Regions from separate parts of the Homo sapiens genome. Here region 2 is linked to region 1. Evidence: chromatin contacts called from ENCODE Hi-C or POLR2A ChIA-PET data. All regions are on one chromosome and are shown on one strand. Each heading gives the region's core, a stretch centred on a gene start or an enhancer-like site at or near the end of the contact. The rest is flanking DNA. Distances are from core to core; before and after follow the strand shown.

Region 1 (5,839 bases), core at 1,526-4,025:
GAGGTCTCAGCCAGGAGGGTGCCTTGCCAGGAGTCTCACAGGCAGCAAATGGCAGATTCTGAGCAAAACTCGGGCCCTTTGACTTTCAAGACCATTACATCATATTGCCTTCTTCTTGGCTTCTCTACTTCTTTGTGGTAATTTTCCTGAATGTGTGTCATTGTCTTAATTCCTACAGAGAGTTAGTATTGTCTGGACCCTGGAAAGTGCATTCCTGTTCTCAGCTGCTCTCAGAACTTTGTCCCCAACTCCATCTGTAATTTTTCTGCCCTTACCCCCATCACTTCCACTCAAGCCCCAATGGATAGATTTCCTGGGAGCCCCAAAATGCTCTGTGAATGGACTTGAGTGAGATAAAAGACATTTTCTCCCAGACTTGAAATTCACTTTCCCCAATCCTATTCATATATGCAGTCCCTACCAAAAACCATTAACATGTTCTGCAAGATGAAGCATATTCAGGTACATTTCATAAGTTCTTTTTCACCAATCACATTCTATAACTTAAAAAAAAAACCCTCTATCCTTAGTGCCTTCGATATTTTATGCTATTTCTACCTTCGTTGATTTTTTTGTATATGCATAACCATCTTATACCTGCTGAGAGGGCCTGATCATTCTAAAAGTATACACAAGGGAGTGGTTTAGAGGTTCCACCCCTAGGAAGTACACCTGTACAGGTAAAGCCTCCATTGTTCCATTGATAATTGTTAAGATTTAAATAAAATTATCAAACCTTGTGTGCCCATGTGTGGAGTGTGAGTGTGTGTGTGTGTGTGTGTGTGTGTGAGAGAGAGAGAGAGAGAATGAGAGAGAGATGTGGGGGCTTGGAGCAGAGGTTGGTGAAGGGTGGGACATAATAATAAACTAAGTGCTTGCTCTGTATCAGTTTCCTTGATATAACCTCCTGATTGGCATCTCTTATAGACCGATGCACACTGTACGTATCTTACTGAATCCTCCCAGTCCTGTGTGAGGAGAGACCAGTTTTTCTGAAGCAGGCTCCAAGAAGCTAAGTGACTTGTCAAAGAGCTGGGATTTGGAGCCAAGTACTTTGACTCCAGAGTTCATGTTCTTAACCACTTCATGGTGATGGATAAATAAATACACCTACACCAGGAAGGAATAAATACATCCTATTTCCTAGAGGAAATAAGGATTGGAAGACTAACTTGGAGAGTGTCAATGCTCTTCAGCCAAAACCCCCCAGGAACACATTGCAGATAAATTAATTGGGTTAGAGTTGATCAAAGGGTACAAAATTTCAGTTGGAGGAATAAATTCAAGAGCTCTATTTTGAAAAAAATTGGGATTGTGACTAGTTGCAATCGTTGCAGTGAGTGAGAACACACCATGGGGGATCCATGAAGCAACTCAGTAGAAGGAAGTTAGAATTATTACAGCATTTGGGCTTTGGTTGGGTCATTTGGGGAGGGTCCAAGAAAGGGTTTGCTCTGTTGGATATTATCAGAAAGCAGGGGCAAGTCCATGGTTGTTTATTTCAATAAGTTTTATTTGTAGGGAGGGAGACTAGCAAGAGAATAAAGCTGTAATTGGGAAGACATAGCAGTCACTAATTTTAGCCAAGAAAGCAGGTGTTTGGTTTTTTGTGGGTGGCACAGTGACCTTGTTTTTGTCTATGCATAGACAAAATTATGCAGTGGCCTTGGCTTGCCTCGTTTTGTCATGGTCTCAGAGTGACCCTATGAGGCTGGTATTCTGTGAGATTGTTTATGTCTAACAGGAGAATAGTTGAGCCTAGTTGTGAGTGCCTCACCAGCATCTGTTGCTCTGTAGTTCTTTTTCAAGAGGAACTCAGGGTAGAAACCACTAGAAAGTAGGGCATGACAGTACCATTTCTCCAAACTCCAGGATTTGACTATTTGTGTCTTAACAATGTGGAGTGGGGGCGTGTGCTGGGGGAAGGGTTGGTTGGAGAAGTGTATGGGATCTCTGTTTCTCGGCAAGGCTGCCTTTCTCTACAATGTTTCTGGATCCCTTTACGGGATCTGGCCACTTGAGCCTTATAATACAATAGCAAACTCAGTAGTCTATAGCTACCCTTCTTTGGGGTTCTTCTTTGATTCAGTCTCACTTATACAGGCTGAGAAGGATCTGGAAGAGACACTAGAGGAAATACTAGACCCAGAAGGAGAAAGGAAATTGTTCCATCAATAGAAATGAGAAACCAGCTTAGTTTCTAATTCCTCAACCACAACACAGGTTGTCAGATTGGTTGGGGTGGGGGTGTGAGATTGAGAGGAGGTTAGATTTTCAAGTTCACATGACTAGTATTCCTTTTATGGGTAGCCAGAAAATATCTGATCTTCTGTTTAAAATAGAAGCAGTTCCTGTTTATTCCAGCTGATGTAGAGAAAGAAAAGCTACAAGGCTGACAAGTAGGAGCAATGGGCTTTTAAAAATTAAATGACAGACTGTTTGCCTGCCAGGAGCCTGTGGAGCAATCTAGGGATGGAAATGGCCAGCCAAGAGAGCATGATGACCCGCCTGGCGTTGCAATCAAGTAAAACTTACCCAAATTAGCCTGACACATTTTTGGTGTTAGTAATTATTCTTTGCCCACCTGATAAGCAGGTGTTGAAGAGGGAAGTTTCACAAGATAGTTGTGTCTGGGCCTGTCTCACACTCAGCAAGCTGCCAGATCCCTAGAGCCAAGCCGCCTGGTTCCCCTTTGCCTCCCTGGTTTGCTGGGGCTGGGGCTGGGGCTGAGCCTGGGCCTGCCTGAGCATTGGCTTGGGGCCACTTCCAGTCCCTGGAGCCAGAAGGAAGAGGGGCAAGGCTGGGCCTCCAGGGAAGGTGGAGGGACATGGGAGCAGGAACTGGGCAGAATAGAAACTGTCCTGAGGTTAAAACAGGAGAGCCCTGTAGAGGGAAGCACAGGAGTCCTGAATGGCCAGACTCTCTGCAGGGTGATCCTCAGACCTCGTTTCTGTCTTAGCTGAAAGGTGTGTCCTCCTCAAGTGTTGGAGCCCCAGGACATAGTGGGTGCCTGTGTTTAGGACCTTATTTGGTTTTGGAAGGAGCAGAGCCTGCCCCCATTTATAGTGGACTTTGCACCTTCTATAAAGGAGGCTGAGGCTGCAGGAAGGAAACTAGCTGGAGAGGGGGCAGGGGGCAGTGGCTCACTGACGGCCCCTTCTCTTTTAGTTATTGCTTGGTAAGGAAGTCAGGGGATAAGATTTAAGGAATAGTAGGTGGGCCATCTTGTCCCGCAATGGCTCTTTCATGCTCCCACTGCTGTGCTGGATTCCACCAACTAGAGATCAACCTCAGTTATCAAGAAAACGTCATAGAGATTGAGAGAGTGGAGTTGAGTTGTCACCCACTCCTTAGTATGAATTGGTTTCCAAAAAGGCCTTCCCCTAACCTAGCCGAGATCTAATCATAAGAAGGGAATTTTGCTACTTGGGTGGCTGAGGCAGGAGAATCGCTTGAACCTGGGAGGTGGAGGTTGCAGTGAGCCGAGATCGTGCCATTGCACTCCAGCCTGGGCAACAAGAGTTAAACTCTGTCTCAAAAAAAAAAAAAAAAAGGGGGGGGGGGAGGGAGGCGGGGAATTTTGTATGTAGAGAGAATTTTGGAGCATGAAGCCCTGGAAGGGAAGTAGGAGTGGGTTTGGGGCAGGAATTGCTCAGGCAGTCGGGAGGTGAGGGCACTGGAAAGCCCAGTGAGTGGTGGAGGCAAAAGGCACCAGAACACACAGGAGAGAGTGTGCGGAGGAAAATGAGAGCACGGCTGTTTCAAAGCTTTGCCCAGAGGAAGCTCCTTCCCTGTCCTCCTGTCTTCTAAAGGACCACAGAGAGAACCTTCTCAGCCAAGCACAGGTGTCATTTATCTCGATATCCCATGATCTTCATTCAGGAGAGACAAGGCAGGCCAAGGAGAGGTGAACTGGCTGTGCTGTCAGGACATGGACATTTGGTTCCCTCTCCTGGGAATCAGGGATCGGGCTCCTGCGCCAGCTTTACAACCAAGGCAAGTCCCCTCCAATCCTCCTTGTCTTTCCCCTACCCCCACGCTCAGCCTCACTCACAGGTACCCGGTGGGGGCATGGGATGGGGGTGCTGCCTGCGTCTGAGTCAGCTGGGAGCAGGACGCCAAAGTGTTTTCTTCATGAAGGACACACAGTTCTGCAGTTAGCATGGGCGAGGTTTCCACTGCTTTCAATTGCATGAGGTAAATGATTTGAAGAGCATTAGTCTCATCACTGCTTCTGGGGTAAGTGTAGCAGGAGCAAAAAGTAAAAGTGAGCGTAGAAGTTCCCACCGTTTAACTGTAAGGCAGCGTTTGCCAGCATCCAGCAGGAAGCCACACCCTGTGTCTGCAGTTTCTACCTCCTCCACTTTAATTCCCATGCTTTAGGCTTTTCTGTTGGAAAACCCATTTTGTTAGACTCATATATGACATTGGTAAAAATGAAAGTGAACAGATTTTAAAGCTGTCTTTACTTATAAGACCAGACAAATGTTGAGTTATAAGAATTTCCTTCAGGACCACAAATGGAAACATAGTGCAGATGAGAAATATTTTGACAGTAAACAGAAATCCCTGTAAATCACCCCATTCTATTGGCTGGCTTGCTTCTCTCCAGTTTGAAATGGTCTCAAGCTGAGACCATTCAGGGCAAAGACTGAGTAAATATATAACAGGCACCTTGTCTGTCCCCAGAAGTCCCCACGCTTTTTTGTTTGTTTTGAGACAGAGTCTGGCTCTTTCATCCAGGATGGAGTGCAATAGGTACGATCTCAGCTCACTGCAACCTCTGTCTCCCGGTCAAGTGATTCTCCTGCGTTAGCCTGCCAAGTAGCTAGGATTACAGGCACCTGCCATCACGCCTGGCTAATTTTTGTATTTTTGTAGAGACGGGGTTTCACCATGTTGGCCAGGCTGGTCTTGAACTCCTGACCTCAGGTGATCTGCCCACCTCGGCCTCCCAAAGTGCTGGGATTACAGGCATGAGCCCCCACGCCCAGCCCACACTTTTAATTAATGGAGAATTGAGGCTACTAAACACATACTTCAAGGTATGAAAGGAAATTTGAACCACTGTTAAGAATTATTCTGGAGAATAAAAGGATCTGAAGGTGGCATCAAGAGAATCACCCATCTCCATATATGGGAGCTACTCTAGAAAGAAATGCAAAAGGTATATTTCAGTAATCTTTTCCCAACTTCTCTGTTCCCCTGACAATACTGAGATCAACAGAAGCATTGGAAGGTTTCTTTTAGATAATAGTGAGAGATACAGGCAGATTGCTAGCCAAATACAGCTCTGGGTTACTGTGATAACACAGGTTCCTTCGAATGTATTTATTTTCCCAAATTAAAAATAAGCAGGGATGGAAGTAGTTATTATGCATTTTTCAAATTCTCCTTTCAACAGTCTATATAAATGTTGCAGAATGCTAGACTAGGATGAAAAGTAGGAGTCATGAGAACTGCAGAAGCCTGAGATCCTAAAGGAAGTCCGTACCATCTGACTTGGCAATGTAAGACACACACGTTAGTGTGGGGCACAAACGTGGAATATTAGGAGAGAGCTGGTTCCAGCACCAAATCCAGAGTCACTCGGGGAAGGAGGTATGGTGGCAACACTTTATGCTTAATATTCAATTCTGCTCCAGTAGAACATGGTACCCAGGAGAACCCAAAACTGGAATAGAAAAAAACAAGGAAAAATAAACAAGGGATTGTTTTAGAAACATCTCATTCTTGGAAAAAGTGGATGTTAGGTTCATTCAGGCTTAGGTGACAACAGATTTTTTTGTTTGTTTGTTTTTATTTCTTCTAAAAAACCAAAACAAAAACAGGATACATG
Region 2 (5,839 bases), core at 2,417-4,916, 260 kb before region 1:
TGTGGAAATATGGAAATACAGGGAAGTACAAGATCAAATCTGTGCTCCCAGGAGTTTAGAACTAGTAGGGAAGACAAATATGCTTCCTTAGAGATAGTTTACAATTTAAGGCAATAGTTAAGTGCCACTGGTTTCAGTGGAGGAAAAGATCAATATGAAGTGGAAATCTGGAGAAAGGGGTAGGAGGGGTATATTTTGTACTGAAGAAAAGGAAACGTTACAGTTAAGGAATATTGTGCTGGAGTCACTAAAAATATGGGAGCCATAATTTGCAGAAGGTGGGGATCAAATTTAGCTTGACAGTAGTGGAGGCTTTAGGATGCACGTTAAGGAATGGTGGAAGAGAAAATAATGTTGATTACCTAGGAATGGGCCGTATCGGTCACATATTACACCCATATGGGCATTTGGTCTATATTCCACCAGGGCAGAACCACCCAGTTTTTGTATGAGTGAGGCTCACTTTGGGTGAACAGACAGGAAAAAAAATGTATATCCAAAACTATAGCATATTTCTTCTGGAATCCAAATGAAACTTTAGTCAAAAATTTTTCTACTTCCAGGAAGGTGTGCAGTACAGTCATGTGTTGTTTGACAATGGGAATATGTTTTGAGAAATGTGTCAGGCAATTTTGTTGTGTGAACATCATAGATTATACTTACACAAACCTAGCTAGTATAGCCTACTACATACTGAGGATATTTGGCATAGCCTATTGCTCCTAGGCTACAAACCTATTCAGCATGTTACTGTACTGAATATTACAGGCAATTGTAACACAATGGTAAGTATTGGTGTATCTAAACATTGAAAAGGTACAGTAAATGAGTAAAAATGATACACCTGTATAAGGCACTTACCATGAATGGAGCTTGCAGGACTGAAAGTTGCTCTGGATAAGTCAGTGAGTGGTGAGTAAATGTGAACACCTAGAACATTACGCTACTATAGATTTTATAAACACTGTACAGTTAGACCATACTAAACTTATAAACACGTTTTTCTTTCTTCAGTAATAAATTAGCTTATTGTAACTTTTTTACTGTACAAACCTTTTTTTTTCAACTTTTTGACTTTGTAATAACACTTAGCTTAAAACACAAGCACATTGTACAGCCATACAAAAATATTTTTTCTTTCTTTCTTTTCCTTCCTTCCTCCCTCCCTCCCTCCTTTCTTTTCTTTTCTTTTTTTTTTTTTGAGACAGTCTCGCTTTGTTGCCCAGGCTAGAGTGCAGTGGTGCTATCTCAGCTGACTGCAACCTCTGCCTCCCAGGTTCAAGCAATTCTCGTGCCTCAGCCTCCTGAGTAGCTGGCATTACAGGTGTACACCATAACACCTGGCTAATTTTTGTATTTTTAGTAGAGACAGGGTTTCGCCATGTTGGCCAGGCTGCTGTCAAACTCCTGGCCTCCCAAAGTGTGGGGATTATAGGCATGAGCCACTGCATCCGACCTATTTTCTTTATTTCTATCTTTATTCTATAAGCTTTTTTCTATTTCTAAAATGTTTTATTTTGTTTTTTACTTTTTAAACTATTTTATTGAAAACTAATATGCAAACACACACGTGTGTGTTTGGGTCAGGCCTATGCAGGGTCAGGATCATCAATATCACCATCTTTCACCTCCACATCTTGTCCCTCTGGAAGATCTTCAGGGTCAAGAACACACATGGAACTGCCATCTCCTAGGATAACAATGCCTTCTTCTGGAATACCTTCTGAAAGACCTGCCTGAGGTTGTTTTACAGTTAACTTTCATTTTTTTAAAATAAGTAGAAGGAGTACAATCTAAAATAACAATAAATGTATAGTATAGTAAATATATAAACCAGTAACAAAGTAATTTATTATCATTATTTAGTATGTTATACTGTACATAATTGTATGTGCTATACTTTTATACAACTGGTAGTGCAGGTTTGTGTACACCAGGATACATTGCACTACAACATAAAGACAGCTACATCATTAGGCAATAGGAGTTTTTCAGTTTTATTATACTCTCATGGGCTCACCATCATTTATGTGGTCTTTCATTGAAACATCATTATGGGACACATGACTGTATTTAAAAATGAAAAAAAAACCAGAATGGTTGTACGAGTACTGGAAGTACAGTTTCTACTGAATGAGTGTTGGTTTTGCACCATCATAAAGTTGAAAAATTGTGAGTCAAACCATCCTAAGTTGGAGACTTGTGTGTATTCCTAAGTGACAGCTCTGTGGTACATTAGGACATTAGGAATATTTGGGAATATTAGCAACTTTACTGGTTTCGATATCAGTCATTCTGGCTCTAAATTCTGGTTCTGGCTCTTATTAGCCAGGCTATTTTCTTTTTTTTCTATTATTATTATTATTATTTTTGAGACAGGGTCTCTCTCTGTTGCCCAGGCTGGAGTGCAGTGGCACAATCTCGGCTCACTGCAAACTTGACCTCCAGGGCTCAAGTGATCCTCCCACCTCAGCCTCCCAAGTAGCTGGGACTACAGGTGTGAGCCACCATGCCCGATTTATTTTTTTACTTTTTTCATAGAGACAAGGTTCCACTATATTGCTCAGGGTGGTCTCAAACTCTTGGGCTCAAGTGATCCTCCTGCCTTGGCCTCCCAGTGTTGGAATTACAGTCATGAGCCACCCTGCCTGGCCAGGCAGGCTATTTTCAACAAGCTACTTAACTTCTCTTAACTTCAGTTTCTTCTGTAAAATAATAACCATAGTAGAAGCTATCAAAATGTGAGATTTAAATGAAATGTGTAAAGCTACTAATCCAGTGCCTGACACAACAAAATTCTTAATAAAGGTTAATCATTCAATCAATACAAACAACTTTCTATTAAGGAGATTAAAATCTCTGGAGTGAAAGATTACACAAATGCTCCTTTTGACACTCTTATCTTCTTCTAATACCAAACTATTGTCAATTCCTGAACTCAAGATGACGTTGCTCACAGATCTTTACCTTTTTATCTGCCACTTCTCCAGGAGGACTGCCATTCTCCCACAAAGCCCCTATGCCTTTGTGGAGTCTTGGCTGAAACCCCAAGCTCTCTGCAAAGCTTTTCTTGGTATTGACATCACCACCATCCCACAGAATTCGTTAGTGTTACATGCTATCTCTGGACCTTGGACACACTTTTAATATTGTAACAAATGGTAATTACTGTATTTTCTTAGTGTCGCCTCTCTTCCACTAGACTCTGAGCTTTTGTGGTATTCGCTTTGTAACCACAGCATCTGTCTAGTTCTTAGCAAACAATAAGCGCAGGGTTGGATGCTGACGCATGACTTCATGACTTGGGCTCCCTCACTTAGCAGTAACGTGACCCTAGGTGACACCTCCTAATCTACACTCATCTGTAAAATGGCGGTGATAACTTGTACATGGTTACTACATGGAGTCCAAGAGACAGCAAGAAGGATCAGTAGCATGGTGCCCGCACCTAGCAGCCGCTAGCTGACTGAGGCCGAAAGAGGAAATGCTTTGGCCAACACTGGCCGGAAGGGGCGGGACCGCGAGTTAAGAGGAGAAGGCGCGCCCCACTGCGCAGGTGCAAATGGTAGGGGTTGTCGTGCCGGCTGATTCCGGGGACGCACTCGCGGCTGGGGCAGACCGCGGTCGCGTAGCTGACGTCATCGCCGTGCGCTGCCACGTCTGCTCAGCTCCGCGGTAATGGAGGCTAGGGATGGGTGCTGAAGTATCAGGCTCTGGCTCTAGCTTTAGCTCTGGCACTGGAACTGCGTCGGAGTCTGGGTCTGAGTCTGGCAGCCCGAAGCCTGGACACCTTTTCTTGATTCTCTAGGCGGGGGCTGCCTGCGTCCAAGCAGCTGGTTTGCAGCGTTCCAACGCTGGGAGGGAGTTCCCTTACCTGGGGTCCAGTCTGTAAAGTTGTCGCCGCTTTCTAGGGACCCCGCCCCACCGGCTGGGACTCTTCCATGCGTGAGTATTACTGAGCTGCCCCAAGGTCCGGCTGTCCTGGACCTGCCTCGGCCCTCTTGGGTGTGCGGCGGAGACTGCTTTGTCTACCTTTCTGCCGACTTCTCTTAGGGACCAGTCTGTTGAAGTTTGTGGTCTCCTGCAGTCCACCACACCGCATACTCTCACCTCTTCCGTCCCAGTTTTTTCCCTGCACTTTTCTTTCCCTTTGCTTGTTAATGGAGCAAGGACCAGCAGCCCCTGCATCCAGCGGTTTGAATGCTTTGTTTGACTTGGGGTTAGTTTACAGCCGAAGGCTGTTAGGAATAGGGAGCATTTGAAAACACGGGTTTTTTCCAGTGTCATCCTTGGGTTTTAGTTGTATTGTTTAGGAAACATTGGTATCCATGTTGACAGAATCATGATTTTTGCCGTAGAATGATGAAAAGAGCTTTTTTTTTTTTTTCCAGTGAGGATCTTTATCTTTTACTTGCTTCTTAATCTTGCAGTTTCAGTAATTTCTGTATGATTTTACACCAGCTTTTCTGGAGCGGGCATCCCCTTGAAGAGTTTCTTTCAATATTTTAACCCTAACATATAGAGATACCACTCGAACAGTTTTACTTTTAAACTGTTAAAAGAACTACTGGTACCCTTTCATTCCACTTCCTCAGTCCTGACAACCTCTGCAGAACAGGGGACACTCCCCCCCCCCGCCCCCCCCCCTTGAAGAAACACACTCAGAAGAACACACTCAGAAGTTAACTTATCCGGATAAGGTCAGATAATATGTGACCATCTGAGCTCACAAGCCATATCCCTTGATAACAAAACCTAATGTTTTATAAAGTGCCAATTCTTCTATATTTCAAGTAGTTTAAGTGTGAAACATTGAGCTGGAAATGTATAAGGTGTGATGTTTCTTGTAAACTTCTATTTGATTATAATATCTTACAGATGATACAAATCAGTTGACAAAAGACACAAATCATCACTTGCCTAAAGCTGAACAGAGCTTAGATCAGAACTTAGGCTTTTGACCCATTAGAGTCTGAGTAGTCCTTTAATTCGAATAACGTAAGTAGTAGACACTGGGAACATTCGTTTGAAAATCTTATTTTGTAAGGCCTGCTTACTCAGTGTTTGTCGTTGTTTTGTTGCCTACTTTAAAAATAGTCTACTGATGTTTAAATGTTTTTGTTGTCGTTCAGAGTTGAAACTGGTTGACAACCATTAACCTGGGTTGCAACTACAGGTGGCACTGGAAGCAGACTGGTTCCTGGACATGCCCGGTGGAAGGAGGGGCCCTAGTCGGCAACAGCTAAGCCGTTCAGCTTTACCTTCTTTGCAGACTTTGGTTGGTGGAGGCTGTGGCAATGGAACAGGCTTGAGAAACAGGTAAAGAAAAAATAAGGCTATATATAATTTTAATGTCCTTTGATCAGTAAGACTAACATAAAAGTCATCATGTCATTCAGATATTTGCTTATTGAGATTTATTCTTGACACTGTGGTAGAAATCCTGCCCTTCAAGACAAAATTCAGAATTCCAAAATACTTTGGAGGTAAAAAGATGTGAAATGGGGCCCACAAAGTGAAAGCAGTCCCATTCTTTATTTTGGCTGATCATCTAAATTCTTGTTATCCCCTTTTTATCTATTAGAAGAAGGGAGAAGTGAATGAAAATACAAGGTAAGTGTGATGGTTTATCTACTTATAAGCATTCTTTTTTTAGAGGGCAAATTATAAGTCAAATTCCATCAAGGATTTTAAATTGTCAAAAAATTGTTTGGTCTTAATAAATGTTAGCTGTTTTTTAGCTGGGTTAGCCCATGCCATCAGGAGGTTTGATAATGTAGCAGTTCAAAGAGATACTTTTACCTAATGAAGTATTTGCTCAAGATATTTTCTGCCAGCT

What was found. A loop is a pair of places that touch in the nucleus more often than their neighbours do. ChIA-PET counts read pairs that join two places held with the same protein, here RNA polymerase II (POLR2A). Pooled maps may share reads with other maps.
Region 2: a pooled map shows a loop between it and region 1 (3-fold over the local background). The contact joins the promoter of TMEM39A here to the enhancer-like site in region 1. A Hi-C loop is called at or near these places in 6 of 50 pooled maps. POLR2A ChIA-PET finds 5 or more read pairs at or near these places in 5 of 52 experiments (CD4-positive, alpha-beta T cell, Caco-2, HEK293 and 2 more).

Annotation. Positions count from the first base shown.
Region 1 is chr3:119,203,752-119,209,590 of GRCh38, reverse strand. It overlaps UPK1B (uroplakin 1B), which reads right to left. Exons shown (of 8, transcript NM_006952.4): 8 at 4,448-5,674. The coding sequence ends at 5,624. Among named protein-coding and RNA genes, the nearest start is that of B4GALT4-AS1, 20 kb to the left of the region's middle. RefSeq lists enhancers at 2,193-2,717, 2,718-3,244. Within about 2 kb of position 2,775, at least 2 of the 41 ENCODE cell types and tissues checked have a DNase peak (open chromatin) inside an H3K27ac peak, as active enhancers do.
Region 2 is chr3:119,461,442-119,467,280 of GRCh38, reverse strand. It overlaps TMEM39A (transmembrane protein 39A), which reads left to right and starts at 3,666. Exons shown (of 9, transcript NM_018266.3): 1 at 3,666-3,945; 2 at 5,133-5,319. The coding sequence starts at 5,207. RefSeq lists enhancers at 3,416-3,475, 3,506-3,995.